Linked DNA regions of Homo sapiens: region 1 is linked to region 2. A link is a loop called in an ENCODE intact Hi-C map of the cell type or tissue named here. Cell type or tissue: PC-3. All regions are shown on one strand. Links, peaks and the distances in the headings refer to the core of each region. The heading gives the core; the rest is flanking DNA.

What was found. A loop is a pair of places that touch in the nucleus more often than their neighbours do. Peaks named below come from ENCODE experiments on the same cell type or tissue, not always from the same donor. Only the 100,000 strongest peaks of a DNase experiment are listed, where the experiment ranks them.
Region 1: a loop joins it to region 2, with 5 times the contacts of the local background. A loop is called at or near these places in 1 of 110 quality-filtered maps.

What each region holds. Positions count from the first base shown.
Region 1 is chr11:106,589,851-106,600,881 of GRCh38, reverse strand. The region is part of intron 1 of LOC124902744 (a long non-coding RNA gene); the gene reads left to right. Among named protein-coding and RNA genes, the nearest start is that of GUCY1A2, 420 kb to the left of the region's middle. In PC-3, for the core only: no CTCF peak of the experiment used is centred there; a DNase peak (open chromatin) is centred at 5,901; H3K27ac peaks cover 389 bases.
Region 2 is chr11:106,702,668-106,713,698 of GRCh38, reverse strand. It overlaps GUCY1A2 (guanylate cyclase 1 soluble subunit alpha 2), which reads left to right. Exons shown (of 8, transcript NM_000855.3): 7 at 5,033-5,187. Among named protein-coding and RNA genes, the nearest start is that of GUCY1A2, 310 kb to the left of the region's middle. In PC-3, for the core only: no CTCF peak of the experiment used is centred there; a DNase peak (open chromatin) is centred at 7,158; H3K27ac peaks cover 1,272 bases.

The sequences.
Region 1 (11,031 bases), core at 3,231-8,230, 110 kb after region 2:
ACGTCACCTCACAGCAACGGTGAGAAATATATTCAATCATTTTTAAAATGCTTGTTTCACAGTCCCTGAATTAACCAGTACCTATCTACATGAGACAGCACCCAAGATTCTCAACCACATTAAACTAAGTAAGCAGGAGGTCATGAACTACAACCTAACTCAGTACATGAACAAACTGAAACCTAACTTCAGAGTTTATTTTGTGTAATGGATAGCAGGGTCTTAGACATTCACAAACAGCTTCAGCTAGTTACAGGCAGCCAACTGTTCAGAACATGTCCAAATGAGGCAAACAGCTAGCTGTAACCAATCAATCAAATTATTCCTGTACTTTACTTCTAGTGTTCAACCTATACTGTACTGTTCATGCTGAGGAGTGGAGGCTCTCTGAACCCCAATTTCTCTACATCCTTATTAACACATGCTATTCTGGTTTTATGTTTGTTGGTTGGTTTGTTTTTGATAATAGCTATCCTAATGGATGTGAAGTGGTTTTCATTTGCATTTTTCTAATGGCTAGCAATACTGGACATCTTTTCATGTATTTATTGGCCATTTGTATATCTCTTTTGAAGAAATGTCTACTCAAATTATCTACCCATTAAAAAATTGAGTTGCTTTTGTTGCTGAATTGTAAGACTTTTAGAAAATATATTCTACATATTAATTATTTGTCAAATACGTAATTTGCAAACATTTTCTCCCATTCCATGGTTGCCTTTTCACTCTGTTGGTTTTGTCGTTTGATGCACAGAAGTTATAAATTTTCGTGTAGTCCTATGTAATCATTTTTTGTCGTTGCCTATGCTTTTAGTGTTACATCCACCAAATCATTGCCAAATCTAATGTCACGAAGCCTTTCTCCTAGGTTTTCATCTAAGAGTTTTGCAGTTTTAGCTCTTACATTTAGGTATTAAATTCATTTTGAGTTAATGTTTATGTATCATGAAAGATAAGGGTCCAAATTCATTTTTTCACACGATTTTCAATACCCAGTTTTCCCAGAACCACTTTTTGAAAAGACTGCTTTACCCCCATTAAATGATCTTGGCATCGTCATTGAAAACTATTTGATTATATGTGCAAGGATTTATTTTTGGGCTTCCTATTTTATTCCATTTGCTTATATGTCAATACTTATGCCAGTATCACTACTTTAATTACTGTAGCTTTGTAGTTGTTGGAGTTCAAAAACACTATCCCAAAATGAAGGCCTCAGCAGTAGCCTCAGAAACAAAAGATTTTTATCTGACCTACCCCTACCCTCCTCTCAGTCCCATCCTCCCCCAAGGCTGGCCATAGAAACTAGAACCCCTCTTTTTCAAGCTGGGTTGTAGAAACCAGAACCCCTTTTCCTGAAAAGCAGCCATAAAACCTAAACATATTCCATGTAAAAATTGACCATAAAGAAATTATTTGACCTGCCTTGTTTGAATGTAGATCTTAAGACCCCCATTCCAGAGAGGACTCTGCCCTCACACCCAGAAGGAAGACATACATGCTCACAGAGGCCAAAAGAATCTAGATGGACAGGCTTTGCTGGATTTCCCCACTCAGTCTATTCACATTAAATCATGGACTTTTTGTCCAATCATAGTTCTACATGGCTGTCCATACTTTGTTGAATGTAAGCATAACAATGAACAATTTCCCCTGTATCTTTATGTCTTCATTCTGAAGACACCTGTGTATGCACATTAAATAAATCTGTATGCCTTTTCTCCTACTAATCAATCTGTTTCATGTCAGCGATTTTCAGTGAACCTTTAGTGGAACAAGGGCCTTGGTGCCCACATAGTAGATACAGATATCAGAAAGTGTGAGCCCTCTGACTTTCTTCTTTCTCAATATTGTTTTAGCTATTTGGGATCCCTTGAGATCACATATGACTTTGAGGATAAGTTTATCTACTTATGCCAAAAACATTGTTGGAATTTTGATAGGGATTACTTTGAATTTGTGGATCTCCTTGGGTAGTATTGACAGCTTAACAATATTAAGTCTTCCAATATATGAACATGAGATACCTTTCCATTTATTTATGTCTTTAATTTCTTTCAGCAGTATTTTGTAGTTTTTGGCGTATAACCCTGGTGCCCCCTTAGTTAAGTTTATTCCTATTTTATTCTTTTTGATGCTAGTGTAAATGTAATTGTTTTCTTAATTTTCTTTTTGGATTGTTCATTGTCTGTGTATAGAAATAAAACTAATTTTTGTGTGTTGAGTTTGCATCCTGAACTTTCCTAAATTCATGCATTATTTCTAACAGTTTTGCTAACTGTTTTTGTGTCTATGTCAAATATTTAAGGTTGACTACATGTAGGATTTTGTTCTCTGTGAATGTAGATAACTTCCCTTCTTTCTTTCCAATTTGGGTGAATTTTGTTTATTTTTCTTGCCTAATTGCTGTGGTTAGAACTTTCAATATTAGGTTACATAGAAGTGGCAAAAGCAGGCATCTGTATCTTATTCCTAATTTTAGTGGAAACGTTTTTAGTCTTACACCATTAAGCATGATGCTGTATGAGTAGCGTCAGAAAACGTAAAACACACAAGTAAATTTAACAAAATGCATGAAAAGTTGCAAAACATTTTTGAGAGAAATTTTAAAAGACACAAACAAATGTAGAGCCATATCATGGTCATGGATTGAAAGACATTTAAAACTTTTGTATTTCAAGTTTATATCAAAAGAGAATGTAAACAGATACTGAGCTCTAATTAATGGTATACATACCAAAGTATTTAGAGGGCTGTATAGTAATGTCTGCAATTTACTTTGAAATGCATTAAAAAAGAGAGATGATTAAAGAAATAGTGCTATGGCTTGGATATAGTTTGTCCCCACCAAAACTCATGTTGAAATTACATCCCCAATGTGGTCATATTAGAAGGTGGCATCTAGTGGGAGGTGTTTGGGTCATGGGGCAGATCCCTCACGAATGGCTTGGTAGTGAGTTCTCACTCTCATGAGACTGGATTAGTTCTTGAGGGAATGTTTCCCCGGAGAGTTGGTTGTTAAAAAGCCAAGACACTCCTGGGATTTTGTCTCTTTACATGTGTCACTTTCCTTTCGAACTTCTCTGCCATGTTCTGATGCACCATAGAAGCCCTCTCCAGAAGCTAGTGCCATGCCTCCGAACTTTCCAACCTGCAGAACCAGAGCCAAATAAACCTCTTCTCTTTATAAATTACCCAGTCTCAAGTATTCTGTTACAGCAGCACAAAATGGTCCAAGACAGGTGGATAAATAGATAGATAAATGCTAAAACAAGTACTATTAAATGTTAGTGGTAGAATCGAAGTGGTGAGTATATGGATGTTTACTGTAAAATGCATTCAACATTACCACATATTTGAAAGTTTTCATAATAAAATGTTTTATATGCATGAGCATATAAGTTAATTTATGCTTGAATATGCGTAGAATATCTTTGGAAGGATATCTGAAAAACCACTAACTGTGGTTGCCTCCTAGGGATATACTGGGTGGCTGGAATGCCAGGGTTGCACACACGGGCTTCTTTTAAACTGTATACCTCTTTGTACTTCTGAATATATACCACATGTAAGTGTGACATGTATAAATGGAAGAAAGAATATCTCTGAGACCTCTGTACCCTCACACACTCTTTCTTCTACCCTATATTTTCTTCATTTATGAAATTCTACTATATAGAGAATTCTACTATATATATAGAATTCTATATATAGTAGAATTCTACTGTATTTTACATATATGTTAGAATTTCATATATTACTTTTTCTTCATAATATATGAAATTCTATATACTATATATAAAATCTATAATATATAAAAATAATATAGTCGAAATAATATATGAAATACTATAGTATCTATATTTTATATATATACACATATATATATAGAGAGAGAGAGACAGAGAGAGAGAGGGGGTCATTTTTCACTGTAAGTTTTGTGAAGGCAGGGACTTTGTCTTGTTCACCATTGTATCATCAGTCTTGAGTACAGGGTATGGAGGAGCTCAGTTATAACAAAAAACAAAACCAAAACTTGACCAGTTGGGATTCTCAGGCAGGCAGGAGGAAGTATGCAGTCACTGAGTGGGCAGGCCAAGGCAGGGCAGCCAAAGGGTACTGGCCATCAGGGTGACTGTTGAAATGCGAGAGAGGGCCATGGAGGAGGAAAGTGAGAAGAAAACAAACATAGGATGGTGTATTAGTCTGTTCTCACGCTGCTAATAAAGATATACCAGAGACTGGGTAATTTATAAAGGAAAGAGGTTTAATTGACTCACAGTTCCACATGGCTGGGGAGGCTTCACAGTCATGGCGGAAAGTGAAAAGCGCATATTACATGGCGGCCAGCAAAGAAGAGAAATGAGAGCCAAGTGAAAGGGGTTTCCCCTTAAAACTCATCAGATCTCGTAAGACTTAGTAACTAACAGGAGCACAGTATGGAGGAAACTTCCCCCATGATTCATTTATCTCCCACTGGGTCCCTCCAACAACACAAGGGAATTATGGGAGCTACAATTTAAGATGAGATTTGGGTGGGGGCACCGCCACATTATATTAGATGGTTTTACTATCTCTAAAGTTAGAATTCAATTTTTATTTCCTTTTGATCTTCACATTATGTCTACATTAGGGCACATATTGAGCATAGCTTGAGATCCTAAATATCCTACTGAGGGCTTTGGCATTTTTTTCTCCCTCAGAACTCAGATCACTATTGATGCTCATTATCACATGTTAACTCTCTGGGCTGCTGACAAAGCTACATTTAAAATCTGCACAATGGAAATCTTGGGGTTCAGAAAACGACAGCCCCAAATATAATGCTTTGACATGCTGAACTGAAGAAGCAGCCTCAAGCTCTCTCGCCAACATTTCCCTGCCTCCCTGTCTCTCTGATTCTCTTTCTTGAAGCACTGAGAGGAAATCTACCTGGAATTTCTTTATCTGAGAAAGTTCCTTTCCAAAAGAAATACAATTGGCTTAGGACCCCCTCCCTAAGATCTCATTCAATAACCGGGAAAGATTAACCACTGGAGAACTGGAGAACAGAAGTTCTCCAAGAGTTGTCACCTTGCCTAGATAGGCTTTTTATCTATTCTTCTGAGAGATTCTTCTCAGAGACTATTCTAATCTCTGCAAGATTACCAGGGAGGATTTATCTGCATAATAAGATAATTTTTGTTCACAGTAAAGTTATGCACTGCCCCTGCCCCCGCCACCTTTCTTCCACCTCCCCCAGAGCACAGAAGAACTTTGTCCCAGGCCATTATTCTTTGGGCTCATTAATTTCCTACATCCCCATCCCCCACCCCTCTACAAAAAAAGGGTATATAAACATCTGGAACTCATTTGAGTTATTGGGTAGCCATTCTACTGAAATTCCCTCCATGCTATGTACCTTAAATTTGGTATGCCTTTTTTCTCCTATTAACCTGTCTGTTGTCAGTTCACTTTCCATGAACCTTCAGAGTGAAAGAGAAGCTTTCCCTTGGCCACTACAGATAGTATTCCCTTAGGATTCCTATCTCGGGCCTCAGTTGAAATAGTCAAATAATTTTTCTCCTTCTTTCCTACAGGACGTTTTTGAGTTGAATATAGCCAAAATCCAAAGTTCTTTTTGCTTCACAGTTTCATTCATTCCAACCCCATACTGCCCTCAAAATCTGGGATTACTTCAAGCAGCTCCACAGCCCATGGGTGGGAAGACTCTTGTTCTCTTGCTGGCTAAGCGTGAAGGCAAAGTTTTGATTTCTTTGACAACCTGAGTTTATTTTTAGAGATATCAGGATGACTCACCTGTCTTGACATTTGTTTCTATAAAAACTAACTTTAAAATATCACATTTCCAACTCTGCACAAAGAGCAAGAGGAAAGCTATAAAAGCAATTGAACCTGAAGAAGACTCCACTTGAGAGTTGCTTTCATCCTGCCTTGTCTGTCCTCCCGCCCTTTCACATCCTGAGATTGATATGCCTTTTCTGACCACCCCCCACAGAGCCACATCCTGCAGGTGTTTGTGTATGTGTGATCTGACAACAGACATCTAGGGGAGGGAGACCAGTTACATAAGCCGAAGTAAAAGAAACTAGTGTTTGCATTGCCGCCTCCACCCATGAATTGGTGGCTACAATATTAGTAACAGTTAAATTACACAAATAATGTATAAAATACCAAAGAAATATTAAAAATACTTCTTTCAAGGATATACAATACAGAAAAAATAATATTTCTAATATAATATTTAGTACACCATACCTTCTTTTTATTTCATTTAATCTTCTCAGGGGAAGTTGACAGGTTCAAAACAAAGAGGATAACATAAAGAATATGAGGTAACTGATAAGCATATGATAACTGATTTCTATATGAAGCAGAAGAAGAAAAATGCAGGCTCCAAAGTGAATTGTCCAGATTGTGTGCATTTGGACAGAAATGTACAAAAATGCCAACATATTTACAAAATGTGAAGTTTATTGTGAAGTTGGGATTATAAGGATTTTCTTTTCTCTGTCAAACATTTATAATTTCCATGTATTTAAAAAAATTAAAAAGTACAATAATCTTGAAAAATGCTATTTTATTAGTATTCTTTAAATGAATATGTGTTTGGGTATATATATTTAAGATGTATTTACTTTTAAAGTTTCAGAATTCCTATATTGGTTGCATTAAAGGACACAAGGCAGCCAATAACCCAAATGGTATAAATAGAAATCCACCAGCAGGGATAAGTGTGCCAAAGTGATATTATAGGACCCATTTGGGGGAGCACAAGAATGGGTTCTGGCTGGCAGACAAATGCAATAAGTCTATAACTGCTGAGAAAGATCTCTTCATATATACAAATTAACTAGAGAATAAGAGGAATAACTCAACTAGAATTCTAATCTGGGAACAATGACCCCACGGGAACCAGCCAATATGTTTGAAATATGTACCAAGCATTTATCACGCACTAAGTATGCATGTCTGAGCTAAGTTCAATGTGAGAAACACACCAGACATAATAAAATGTGCCAGTCTTTAAGAAATAATACAGATAGCCACTCTTCACATTTTAAAAGATGTGAGGCAATCGTATATGCTAATGGAGCTCAGATAAAGGGAAACCAGCAGGGAACTTGAAAAACTCTAGATGAAAGAAGGACTTGGACTGAATCTTGAGTGATGAGCAAAAGAAGGAAGAGTATGAGAAGTGAGAAGGTCAATCTGTCTTGTTACAGATGAACAGCCAGAGGCTTTGAAGTAAATTGCATTTTAGTGTATTTTAATGTTTCCAAAGAATATTCACAAATTCTCAAAAAATGTTATAAATGAATGGATGAATAAGTGAGTGAGTGAACAGGTACATTTTGAAGTGAATTGTGTGCATTTAACATGGTGGTGAGGGTTTGAAACGTGTGGACCCTCTGCTTCTGACACTACTTACTTCCAGAAGGGTCAAGTCATGAGTATTAAAGTTTATCACTCTATCTACTCTTAGGATCAGAAATTTTTAAAGTCCCAGTTCTTCAGCATCTGATTCTAAAGATCTTTTCCCAGGTTGCTTTTATTCTTTATTTTAATTGCCTCCTTATCTTTCTATTCTTTCTCTATTCCTGCTTGGTTGGGTAACTCATTTTCAGTTTCTGTTCCTGGCTCTGGCCAGGAACTCCCTATGGACACTGCATTCAGTAATACTCCCATTGCCTCTTGTGCTGCAAAAGTGGAGCAGGGACAATACCATCAGTCTTCTCAAAGACCTCCAGGACCCAGTCCTCAGGGTATTATCTGGAAAGGAATTCCCTGAATTGGGCTCTGAATCTAGTACAGTGACCCTGTGGTGAGTCTGCTGCGATAGAAAGCTGGCTTGCAGTTTGATTGGCCCATTATTTAATTCTAGGTTTTAGAATTCGGTGGCATACAAGAAAGTTACAGTCTCTGCCCTCACGAAATTAACTTCAAAATAGGAAAATAGGTAGACGATAATAATGAGATTGGAGTAAAATGAAAGAAGTCATTAATGGATTTATTTATTTATTTATTTTACTGTATTTTTTTTTTTGAGATGCTGTCTCATTCTGTCAGTACAGTGGCATGATCTCAGCTCACTGCAACCTCTGCCACATGGGTTCATGTGATTCTCCTGCCTCAGCCCCCGAGTAGCTGGGATTACAGGCACCTGGCACTATGCCTAGCTAATTTTTATATTTTTAGTAAAGACAGGTTTCACCACATTGGCAAGGCTGGTCTCGAACTTCTGACCTCAAATGGTCCGCCTGCCTTGGCCTCACAAAGTGCTGGGATTACAGGCGTTTACGACCACAGATTTTAGGTTTGACAGTAATATCACATTTTTGTGTTAAGAGACTATTCTTGCAACTGTATGGAGATGACTTCAGGGAGGTAGGAGTAAACACTGAGTGGTCAGTTAGGAGACATTAAAGTAGACCAGAGGAGAAAAGATGGTAGTTAAGACAGACATAGTGAACATGGAGAAGTGGGTGTCTTCAAGATGTACGTGGAAAGTACATTTGACAGGACTTGTTAATGCAACGGATGTAGGTGAAAGACAGCAAGGAAGCTGATTCGCACTGGAGAATCTTGGGAATCAGTGGAGTTCTAGGGATCCACTGGCTTTGTATTGAATTTGACTCACAGCAGAGAGGCAAGAGGACCTGAATATTAATATTGAAACCAGTTACCTTCAACTTAGCAAGTTTTTGAGTGTAACTTGTTGCCCTAATCTAGGTAAGCCAGATCTCGCCTGTTGATTGGTGGTATTTCCAATTAGAAGTTTGTTCAAAGCTGTGAACATAGAGTGCACAGATTCAAGACCACCTGTTGGGTGGAATGCAACTCCTTTATAAGGTCTTATAGATTTTGCTGCAGCCAGCAGCCAAACACAGATGAGACAATTATACATCAAAGGAAGTGGTTGGTGTTTCTCCGAAAGAGGTAATTCTTCAGGAAAGGTTATGGCAATTCCTGTTCTTTGAATTATTTCCACTAATGACTTAAAAATAGAAGTGGCTGGGTACAGTGGCTCATGCCTCTAATTCCGGCACTACAGGAGGCCAAGGTGGGTGGATCACTTGAGGCCTGGAGTTAGAGACCAGCCTGGCCAACATGGTGAAACCTCATCTCTACTAAAAATACGGAAATTAGCTGGGTGTGGTGGCGTGTGCCTGTAGTCCCAGCTACTGAGGAGGCTGAGGCAGGAGAATAGCTTGAACTAAGGAAGCAGAGGTTGCAGTGAGCCGAGATTATGCCACTGAACTCCAGCCTGGGCAACAGAGAGAGACCCTGCCTCAAAAACAAACAAACACCAAGAATTACAGGAAGCCCCTTGAAAGGGCAGGATAAATACCATCTATCTTGGTCTATGAAAATGATTTGGCACCCTAACTGACTTTACTCATTTGTTCTGCCAGGGTATTATGTCCAACCCATCATTTCTGCTGAGAGATCATAGCTAAACTTACAGATATTGGTATACTGGTGTCCATTACAGATCCTTACCCTTTGGGCCTTGACAAACCTACAACAAAATTCTCTTATGTGTACTTGGGATACTGCATTGTGTCAGAAAGACCCCAAATATTTAATAGCTAATGGAAGTTCCTGCCTTACAAGTTTCATGTAACTAGCCCAGTATATAAGGGCACTGAGACTTGATTCCTGAACTCATTTATGTTCAAACTTAACTTTCTTCTTAAGAACTGAAGACATAACCAGTGTGCTTTTTAAAGGGCATATTACTCTTAAAATAATTATCTCTGCAAATATACTGCAATGAAGACTAATCTGTGGGGCTCCAAATTAAATATATCCTTGTTCCGTTGGAACTTAGTTAGTGATTCTGGAGAATGGATGCTGCCTTTGGAGGATAATCAGCAGGGAAGCCATTTTAGGTTTGGAAACCAGGAGAAGAGGAGGAGAAAGAAAAAAAGAATCATTAAGAAACTCAGATTTATCTTAGGCAAGGTGATCCAGTTTCCAGGGCTTTTCCTCCAATGATCTATGACATAGGAAGATAATAGTCATAGGACAGGTGATCCTGCTAAAAAAAGCCTTTTCTGTCTTGTGATTTTGTATTCTGCCAGGAAAAATGTGATTGTCTTTGATACTGCTGAAGCCTTGGAGACCTATCTGTGCTGTCATGGATTTCTAGCCTCACTGAAACATGACTTATTGTTCTTCTCTCTCTGTTCAAGCAGGACCAAGAGTTTCCTTCAACAAATATTTATCAACTATTATCAAAGCCAAATAGAAAAATCAGTGCCAAAGCTAAAATGATCCATAAGGCATAGGCATATCAACTATTATCAAAGCCAAACAGAAAAATCAGTGCCAAAGCTAAAATGATCCATAAGGCATAGGCCCTGTCTTTGAGGAAATCAGTTGATTCAATCTGATACTCAAGGTTTTCCTCATGCCTAAGAACTATAAATATTTTTTCTCAATTTATATTTTTAGTGTTGTAGTGGCAGCCAGAGTAAGTTTATTTTCACTTGGATACTTCACCTGCAGTTAGGATGTATGGCCAGTGGGTCAGTGGTGGTACCATGGCTATTTTATGCATGGAGTGAGTAACAAAATCTGAGCTCTTGTCTGCTATACATCAATGCTAGCCTCCAACAGTGGCCCTGAATCCAGGGTCTTCCAGCTTGCGAATCTCTGGATTAGTTTCTATTAAATGCAATGGTGAGGCTCCAGTGAGTAGGAGCAGGAAACTGGTCATTTCTGTCCATCATATTGTATCAATAAAGATATAGGTAGAACATTATATTTTATGGATATAAGATTGAAAGTAAAGGATCTGCATTACAAGCTATTGGTTTTAGCACCTAATTTCTTCAGGTACCATTTTTTGTCAAGGAGGTTTATAAAATAAATTATTGATACAAGAAGACATGTACAGCTCTACATTTACAGTGGAAAACTTCAGCACATTTCTCTCAGTAACACAAAGAACAAGACCAAAAAAGTCACTAAGACTATAGAATGCTTCAATATAATACTTAACAAATTTGACCTAATTGACTA
Region 2 (11,031 bases), core at 4,060-9,059:
CTGTCTGTACTAAAAATACAATAAATTAGCTAGGCGTGGTGGCGGGCGCCTGTAGTCCCAGCTACTCGGAAGGCTGAGGCAGGAGAATGGCGTGAACCCGGGAGACGGAGCTTGCAGTGAGCTGAGATCGCGCCACTGCACTCCAGCCTGGGCAACAGGACGAGACTCCGTCTCAAAAAAAAAAAAAAAAAAAAAAAAAAAAGAAACATACTAATATTGCAGTGTGCTTTGCTGATTTTAGAGAAAGGTGCTTTACACTTAGTTTGTTTAAGAGGAATACTGCTACTCAGCATGTTTTGCTTTCAGTCCAAATAGAGAATCCCTCATCAGAAACAGGCTTAAGTTTTTCAAATAGTTTACTTTTTTTAAAAAGTAGGTCTCACTTCTGCTTCCAGCCAATATGGAGTACAGTGACTAGATTTGCAGTCTCATCTTTAAAAAAACTTTTTAAAATCAGGACAAAACATACAAAAGAACAGTTTTCATGACAGTGGACATTAGACAATGGAAGATAGTGATTCCTGAGAGATAAGAAACAAATTAAATGAGCCCTATGATTGTCCTAGCTAAATGCCTTGAGAGGCATCCAGGCTGTGGCTCAGGGAGGGGCAAACCAGGAGATACCCAACAAACTTCTTGAGTTGAAGAGATGGAGCTGAGAGTCTTGGGAGACCAAGGAGGCTAAAGGTCATAGACAGAGTATCAGAGAAGTAAGAGTTGCAAAAAGACCCTCTGACATCTTCCAAGGATCCTCATTATGTATTCTGCAGGGTAGTGATTAGTGCACATATGTGAAGAAACTACTTGAGCCCTGGTGTGAGGGAGATACCCAAAAGATCATATGGAAAAGCACCTAGCACTTATACAGGACTTGGAAAACAATGCCTGTTTCCATCAGGCAGAATGGAAAACCTCATAAATCAAGGACACTGCAGAGAGTACTCAAGGTTCTTGCCTTAGTAAGGGAGGGTAATTAGCCCTTCATGAAACACTGTTCCAGTCTTGCCTAACAAATCTTAAAAGCAAGACTTGAAAGGAACAAATTTTTTCCAAGTCATTAAACTGCATCCCAGAACAAAGCTCAATAATATTTATGAGATTATAAAAATATCCAGCACTTAAGAAGTCAAATTTATGATATCTGGCATCCAATCCAAAATTACTAGACATAAAGAAAATCTGAGACATGGGACTCATAATGAAGAGAAAAATTAATCCAAATGGATAGGTACAGAGCTGAAACAGATCTTAGAATTAGCAGACAAGGGCATTAAAACGGTGATTTTTAACTGTATTCCATATTTTCAAAAGCTAAATTGATACCTGGAAGATTTTTAAAAATTCCAAATTGAACTTCTATAGAGGAAAATTACAATGTCTGAGATGAAAAATATGTTGAATGTGATTAATAACAAATTAGACATTGCAAAAGAAAATATTATAAATTTGAAGACATAGCAATAGAAATTATCCCAAATAAATGGAGAAAATTATTTTAAATGAATAGATCATCAGTGGACTTTGGAAGTAATTCAAGCTCCTAACATATGTGTAATTGGAATCTCTGAGAGGGAGAGGTAGACAGAAAAAAATATTCAAAGAAATAGAAAATTACCAAATTTGATAAAAACTATAAACCCACAGATCCAAGAGCTCAACAAACCCAAAACACAAGAAAAAAACATCAAGGTAAATCATAACTAAATTACCTAAAACTGATGATAAAAGAAAAACTTAAAAGCAACCAGAAGTAAAAGATATGTTATATATAGAAGAATTAAGATAAAGATGATAGCAGATTTGTTATCCAAAATGATGCAAGATGGGAGCCAGTGGAGCAGCATCTTTAAACTACTGGGGGTAAAAAACTCTTTAAACCTAGAATTCAATATGCAGTGAAAGTATCTTTCACATATGAAGACAAAATTAAGACTTTTAAACATAAAAAAGCAGCGGGAATTTATTATCAGTGGGCCTACAGTATAAGAAATATTTAAGAAGTCCTGTAGGAAGAAGAAAAATGATACCAGATACAAATGGATCTACACAAAGAAATGAAGGTCACTTTAAATGATAAATTTGCTATCTTTCCACATCCCATGAGTTGGAACATGAGGGTGCTCTGGATATGTGCCAAGACATGAAGAAGGACCAATGAAAAGGACCAGGTCCTTGAATTACTGAGGGGAATAGAGCAGCCTGGCAATCTGGATGACCCATCTAGGAACTATTATTGAAAGACAAATAAAAGTCTATGTTTTCAAAGTATCTATATTTTGCAGTTTTACTGATACTACCAATTGTTTCTTAATTAATACAATTATTTTTAAAGCTGTGAAGTTATGTCTGCTACATCAAGATCTTTAATTTACTTGGAATGTTTTTTCCACATAAAACAAAGTTGATCCAGAGCATTCTAATAAAAAAGACATCTTTTTCTCACTTATCTGAAATGCCAACTCTTTTATAAATCTAGCACCTACATATGCATGGCAGCCTTTCTGGGTTAAATGCTCCATTTGTCTATTTGTTTATATGATGCTATCCATGCACTAATTAGATATGTTTATGGTAGGGCAAATACTGTAACTTGTCATCTTTCTCAGATATATCTTGACTCTTTCTACCATACTGAATTTTCAAATAAATTTTAGAGTCAATTTTTTAAAAGTAGGTGAAAAGGTTATAAGGGGATGCAGCTAGGTCACATTAGTTTCAACCTATCTTTTTATGAGTTGATATATGCAGAAGTCTCCAGCCCCAATACAAGGGTTGTTCTCAGACTGACTTTTTTCCTTACAACCAGAGTGGCAAAGAGAGCCTGGTGGTGAAGGGGTGATATTTGGCTACTTGGTAGGCATCTAGGGGTCAGGTTTCCTCCCTCCAAGGAACACTCTACATTCCCCTAGAACTAAGGATATCATCTCCCACTTGTTATCCATTCGCTTCAGTTATTTGGTGTAGACTGTGTCAGTATAACCCCATTACTGTTATCGTGTTTAATTATATAACAACTGTACACTGAGAGCTTTTTCAAGGCATGGACCAGACAGACTAATCAGAGAGTAAATACACAGCACTTAATTTACTCTTCAGAATTTTTAATCAATGCCTATTGACTGTCTCAAGGGTTGAAGTCTCTATTTTAACTCCATTTTAAAATGGAGTTAAATGGGGAATTCAGCCAATTTATTCAACATTTATCACTAATGTTGAATACCTGCTTTGCTCTAGGTACTATACTAAATGTCGAATATTCAGCAGTAAAGAAATATATATACTATATACATGTATATAATATATAACTATATATTATATATATAACTATATTATATACATGTATATAATATATAACTATATATTATATATATAACTATATTATATACATGTATATAATATATAACTATATATTATATATATAACTATATTATATACATGTATATAATATATAACTATATATTATATATATAACTATATTATATACATGTATATAATATATAACTATATATTATATATATAACTATATTATATACATGTATATAATATATATAACTATATATTATATATATAACTATATTATATACATGTATATAATATATATAACTATATATTATATATAACTATATATTATATACATGTATATATTATATATAACTATATACTTTATACATGTATATAATATATATAACTATTATATATAACTATATATTATATACATGTATATAACTATATTATATATAACTATATGTTATATACATGTATATAATATATAACTATATGTTATATATAACTATTCTATACGTGTATATAATATATAACTATATATTCTATACGTGTATATAATATATAACTATATATTCTATACGTGTATATAATATATAACTATATATTCTATACGTGTATATAATATATAACTATATATTCTATACGTGTATATAACTATATATTCTATACGTGTATATAACTATATATTCTATACGTGTATATAACTATATATTCTATACGTGTATATAATATATAACTATATATTCTATACGTGTATATAACTATATATTCTATACGTGTATATAATATATACACGTATATAATATATAACTATATATTATATATAACTATATATTATATACACGTATATAACATATTTATATAATAATATAATATATTATATTATTATTATATTTATAGAATAATATATATTATTATATATATATAAATATATAATAATATATATTATTCTATAAATATAGAATATATATTATTATATATACTTATATATAATATATACATAGTATAATATATAATTTATATAATATATAATATATATAATTTATATATATTATATAAAATATATAAATTTATATATATTTATATAATATATATAAATATATATAAATATAAAAATATAAATATATATAAATTTATATATATAAATATATTTATATATATTATATACAATATAGTATACAATTATTAATAACTATATATAATATACATGTATATTATATATAGTTATATATAATATATAGTTATATATATTATATACATGTATATAATATATATAACTATATCCTTCTCTGATGGGAAAATCCAACATTTAAACAAAATAAACAGAAATATAAATATTTAATTTATAATTATGTTTAGTGCTATGAAAGGAACAAATAAGGTTTTATTTAAGAATAACTGGAGGGAGAAAGTGGAGAAAAATATACTTTTCAAGTTAGACCATATTACATACAGATGAAATCTGATTTAACCTGTAACATAACCAGATTTATGTAGCAAATTAAACATAAATTTTTTCATATACTTAATCTATTTATTTGTGTATTCAATAGCATTTATCTTCTTTGAGCCCTATAATGATCCAGCTATTAGGCTCACAAAAATGACCAGGACTCAGTTCCTGTCTTTGAGGAGCTCATAGTTTTTTTTTATTATTATTATTATTAATTAGCAGTGCCTTTCATTAAAATAATTGCATACCAAATGGAAACAAATATGTTCCTTTTCCTCTTTCATTCTTCTTTAGATGAGGATAGGAATTCACTCAGGCTCCGTGCTGGCTGGAGTTGTTGGGGTGCGAATGCCACGTTATTGCCTGTTTGGAAATAATGTCACACTGGCAAGCAAATTCGAGTCGGGAAGTCACCCTCGGCGCATCAATGTCAGCCCAACCACTTACCAGTAAGTGTTCTCTGGCCTCCTCCTTCCTGTCTTGGCCTTTGTTTTGGGCTGCTATGCTGTCATCTGTGAGTCCCTGTTCTTTTTCTTGATCCTGTCATTCTCCAAGATATTATGAGTAGAACTGCCCAAACCCAAAAGATAGATAGTAATTGTGACACAAACTTTTATTTGCACTCTGTGAGAGTGCATGAAAAATCTGACATGACTGAGAGGTGAATATAGGTTTGTCATTTCCCACAGTCTCTGTCCTTCTTAAGTATACCTGTTTAAAATACAGGAGAGCAAATGTTCTTAAGGATCTGCATTATAATAGAAATCTCAATATTTTCAAAATGTTTCTGTTTATAAAAATGGAAGAAATACAATAGAAAAGGTGGTTGGACTGTTTTTTTGAATAAATAAATAAAGTCTTTAAATTTATATATATATAAATTATACCTTACTCAAAATGCTTGGGACCACAAGTGTTTTACGGTTTGAAATTTTTTGAGTTTTGGAATATTTGTGCATATTACCTGGTGAGCATCCCAAATTTGAAAATCTGAAATCCAATATCTTCCAAAGAGCATTTCCTTTCAGTATCGTGTTGGTTCTCAAAAAGTTTCAGATTTTGGAGCATTTTGGACTTTGGGATTTTGAATGCTCTGCTATACCAGGTACAGAGTAAAACATTAAATTCTTTTTATCTTAAAGGTAATCTTTGACAACACTACACATTTTTGCCTCCTGAATTCATTCTTATTTTGTGTCTGGTAGAAATTTCCCCTATTAGATATTAAGCCCTGTATATGGGCAGCGACTGTGTCTCTCACAGTCATAATGATGAGTTTGGCTCATCATTATATCCCCAAACTTATAAAAATGTCTAGCCCATAATAAGCACTCTGTAAATATTTATCAAATTAATGAATAAATACATTGATAAGATGGACATTTTCAAAATTAACAGCAAAGAAAAGCATGAAAATGTCTTACTTTATCACACTTTGGCTTTATTCTGGGCATTACTGTACAGCTGCTTAATTAATTTCATGTTTTAGGTAACTTAGAATCATACTGAAAAAAATGTATAGTAGGAATAGTGGCCATTGATTTTTCTATTAACATGGTTACAAAAAACTCAAGCAGAAAATTTGAATATAAAGATAAAAGTTGACTATAATAATAAATAAAATAGTGATATTTTCAAACTTTTGATACCAAATTAGAGGGTAATTTGGTATCAGAAATTCCAGAGAGGGAATTTAAAGTTTTTAGATGAAAGCAGATACTTCCAGATTCTGCAAAATAGATGAGAAAGAAAACTGAAATTACAAATATAAAATTAAGAGAAAGTGCACATTAAAAATACATTTTAAAGCTCTTGCTAAGCTCATTAAAGTAGTGGATACCTTGATTTTACAGTTTTTGAATAAAGACACACCTCTTACTAATTTTAAGGAACCCAAGAGATTTTGAGGGCCTCACAGACAACTTCTGGACAAAGTTTCAGGATTCTATCTAATCATTACTTATCTAAGAACTATATGCTATTTTCAGGATATTTATAAGAGGATTTGCATCTTTTAAACTTCTCCCAATTTTCCCAACACAATTCTGGGCATATTACAGATGATCTGACAACAATTACCATGGCAAATTGAATTTTGTCAAATTCTCTAGTAGAGATCAGTGATTCTGATACTTTCTGCTCTATACGATGAAAAAAGTTACTGAAGATCAGCTACCTCACTCATATCCTATTACATGGTTCCATTTATTCCCATCATGGTATTGATACTTATTTTCCATGTTTGTGTAACTTAGTGTAGATTTATGTCTTCTGTGACAACTTCACTTAAAAAAAAAAAAAAAAGATGTGTAAAAGAATGGGCCCAACCTGTGTGAGGAGTTCATGCCCTGTTGCTTAGACATCATAACAGTAGCTGGCTTTGTTTACATAGTGATGTATTAAAAAAAAAAAAAACTCTGCCAGCCATACAAGTCTGTGCATTTTGGTGGTGACTCAGAGTTTTTGTAGTCTTTTTCACAGTTTATGATGATCCTTAGTGATTAACAAGGTCTGAGGAATGAAATCATTTCAACTACTGCATACACTGAAGCTTACTGTTGTGTTATTGTTCTGCACCTTCACCCCCAGGCCCCCCAAAATCAAACAGAGCCATAGATAGACACGTTGAGCTGACAGGTGGGTAGATTCTTAGAACAAATATAATTTATGAAGTAAAACCCAGTATTAAGCTCATGAGAGTTTGAAATCTCTATTTTATCCCTGAATTACATTCTGTAGAATGTCCAACATTACCTGTTTATCTTGAAAACTATATGATTATTATAAACTTTGGAAGTGGACTGTTTTGATATTATGATAAACTGAAATCATTTTTTGAATTGTTCATTCCAAATGCATTTTGTCTTAAATATTCAAATAATTGAATTTTAAAAATATTTTTGTAACTATTGTGGAGTACTGAAAAGATAATAAAATATCCATGATCCTACCATAGTTAAACACTTTATATTTTGCTTCAGATATTTCTTAATAAAAATGAACAAAACATTTTCTTTGTAATTTTCTCAGTCTTTCATTGTGACATCCTAATGAGTTTGGTGTGTTTCAAAGGCCCGTGTTTTGTTTTTCCTTCTTTTTTTTGAGACGAGTCTTACTCTGTCGCCCAGGATGGAGTGCAGTGGCACAATCTCCGCTCACTGCAACCTCCGCCTCCCGGGTTCAAGGGATTCTCCTGCCTTAGCCTCCCAAGTAGCTGGGACTACAGGTGCGTGCCACCACACCTGGCTAATTTTTTGTATTTTTAGTAGAGACGGGGTTTCATCTTTTTAGCCAGGATGGTCTCCATCTCCTGACCTCGTGATCTGCCCTCCTCGGCCTCCCAAAGTGCTGGGATTATAAGCCTGAGCCACTGCGCCCTGCCTCAGTCCCATGTTCTATATATTAACTTTCTACATATGTATCCATGAACAATATAATTTTATTTTACATGTTTTAATTTTCATAAATGGTATTTTACTGTATGACTGTTATCACTAACTTTGGTTTCTTTTAAACACAATTTAATACTTTTAAGATCTATCCATGTTGGAGCATCTTTCTTTGGAAATTCCAAAGAAAGAATGGGTTTGGTAATTTGGTCGAAGGTGCATTTTGAGCTGTAACTAAAAGCTGAGATAGTAATCAGTTTATTCCTATGTGTTTTTATTAACAAAAGTCCCTTACTGATGACTGTCTAAATCATAGACAGCTCTAGCTCATCATTTTAATCGCTGTATGACATTTCAGTGTATGACTCCACCATATTTTAATATTTCATACATATATTCCTCTGTTGATCAACACTTCGGTATATTTTCTATTTTTTAATTATCACAAAGTTTGTTCCTGTGAACATTATTTACATGACATTACAAAAAAGAAATTTTTATTGAGTTTTAAGTTTTCCAAATTAGACATTTTCATTTTTCTTCAATAAATGTGTTTACACACATTTTTGTTCCCATCATCCCAATGATGGGATAAGTTTTTTATGGGATATGGATTTTAAATAGTGCACATAATATATGCACCATTAATATATGCACTTTAAATAGTGCATATAATATATATATCATATATACTAATATTACTTTACTGCATATAATATATATTTTAAAATAATGCATATATTATAAACAACTGTCTTAACATCATGCTGCTGATCTATAAAACAGAAATAATTGCTTATATGAAGGATGGCTTTAGCAAATTTTGAAATAAATGATTTATCTCAGCATAATTATTTTTTCTTGCTACAGTGCAAACTAAAAGTGTAGAAAGACTTGAATTACTTTGGTATGAAATTTTTCTTAATCTTTAAACATTTTTGCTTTTCTCATTTTACAATTGATCTACTTCCAGATGTTTTAGAACGCCTATTTTTAATTGACTGTGAAAGGCTTCTTTCTGTTAAAACCAAGCTTCTTCCTAACCACTGCTACCTGAACAGCTCATTGTATGAGAGCATGTACAGTCGAGCAGATTAGGCAGTGGTGAAGTGCATGAGCTCAGAATCAAAATGCCTAAGGTAGAATCCAGGCTCTAAATTTTCCTGTCTACATGAACTTTAGTGACTTAATTTCTTTGGACCAAGTTATCTCATCTCTAAAATGGGTACATGTTTATGAAGATTATTGTTGGCATTTAATGTGATATTTTTAAAGCTCCTTATACTTGGAACATATTAGACATTCATTTACTGCTTCATCCTGTTCTTTCCATGGAGGAAGAAACCATCTTATTCCTTCACTTGAATCTCATAATTTATAAATTTAGCCATGATGAATGATGTGTGCTAGTAGGATTACAGACCTCATCTGGAAATTTGAGAGAAAGAATGGGTTTGGTAATTTGGTCAAAGGTGCATTTTGAGCTGTGACTAAGAGCTGAGATAGTAATCAGTTTATTCCTATGTGTTTTTATTAACAAAAGTCCCTTACTGATGACTGTCTAAATCATAGTCATATGATTAAAAATTGGCTGTGTACATGGGAAATTCCCAAATTTAAGCTAAGGTACATAATTAATTCAATTAATCACATGATTAATTGAATTATGTACCTCTGCTTAAATGTGGGAATCATATATGTATATCTATATACATATGATTACTAAGTAATCATTACTTAATAAGTAATCATATATATGTATGTAATCGTATATATAGTATATAATTAATCTAATTAGTAAGTAATCATATATATGTGATTGCTTACTAATTAGATTAATTACTTACTGTTGGCTTCAACAACACAAACATTATTTTATAGTTCTATAGGGCACAAGTCTGACACAGGTCTCACCTAGCTAAAATCAGCGTGGGCGTCATGAGGCCTTCATTCTTTGCTGAAAGTTCTAGGTGATAACATGCTTTCTTGCCTTTTCCAGCTTTGAGGCCACTCTCATTCCTCTGTTCAGAACCTTCTTCTTCCATCATCAAAGCCAATAATAGTTCATCTTTCTAATTCTACTTCTATCATCACATATCTTTTACTGACTCTTCCTCCCTCTTCTACTTTTAAGGACTCTTTTGTGATTATGTCAGGCCCACTGGATAATCCATGGTAATTTCTCTATTTTAATGTCATCTGATTAGCAATCTTAATTCCATCTGCACCCTTAATTCATCATTGCCATGTGTATTAGTCAAGGTTCTCTAGAGGGACAGAACTAATAGGATAGATGTATGTATAAAGGGGAGTTTATTAAGGAGTATTGACTCACAGGATCACAAGGTAAAGTCCCACAATAGGGCGTCTGCAAGCTGAGCAGCAAGGAGACAGTCCAAGTCCCAAAGCTGAAGGACTTGGAGTCCAATGTTCAAGGGCAGGAAGCATTCAGCATGAGAGAAATACGTAGGCCAGAAGACTAAACCAGTCTAATCTTTCCATGTTCTTCTGCCTGGTTTTATTATGGCTGTGCTGGAATAGATTAGATTGTGTCCACCCAGCTTGAGGGTGGGTCCGCCCTTCCCAGTCCACTGACTCAAATGTTAATCTCCTTTGGCAACACTCTCAAAGATACACCCAAGAACAATACTTTGCATCCTTCAATTCAATCAAGTTGACACTCAATATTAAACGTCATACCATGAGACCTAACATATTCACATTTTTCAGGGATTGGGATGTGGACATCTTGGGAGGTGGGGGTTATTCTTCCTACAAGAAGGGAAAATTTAAATGCTAAAACCTGCCTGGAAATATAGCCCCAATCTTACTTCTGCATACTTGTCTTTGAGGATTTGAAAAAAAAAAACCATATAAATTATGTAAGCAAAATCTAGGGAGGAA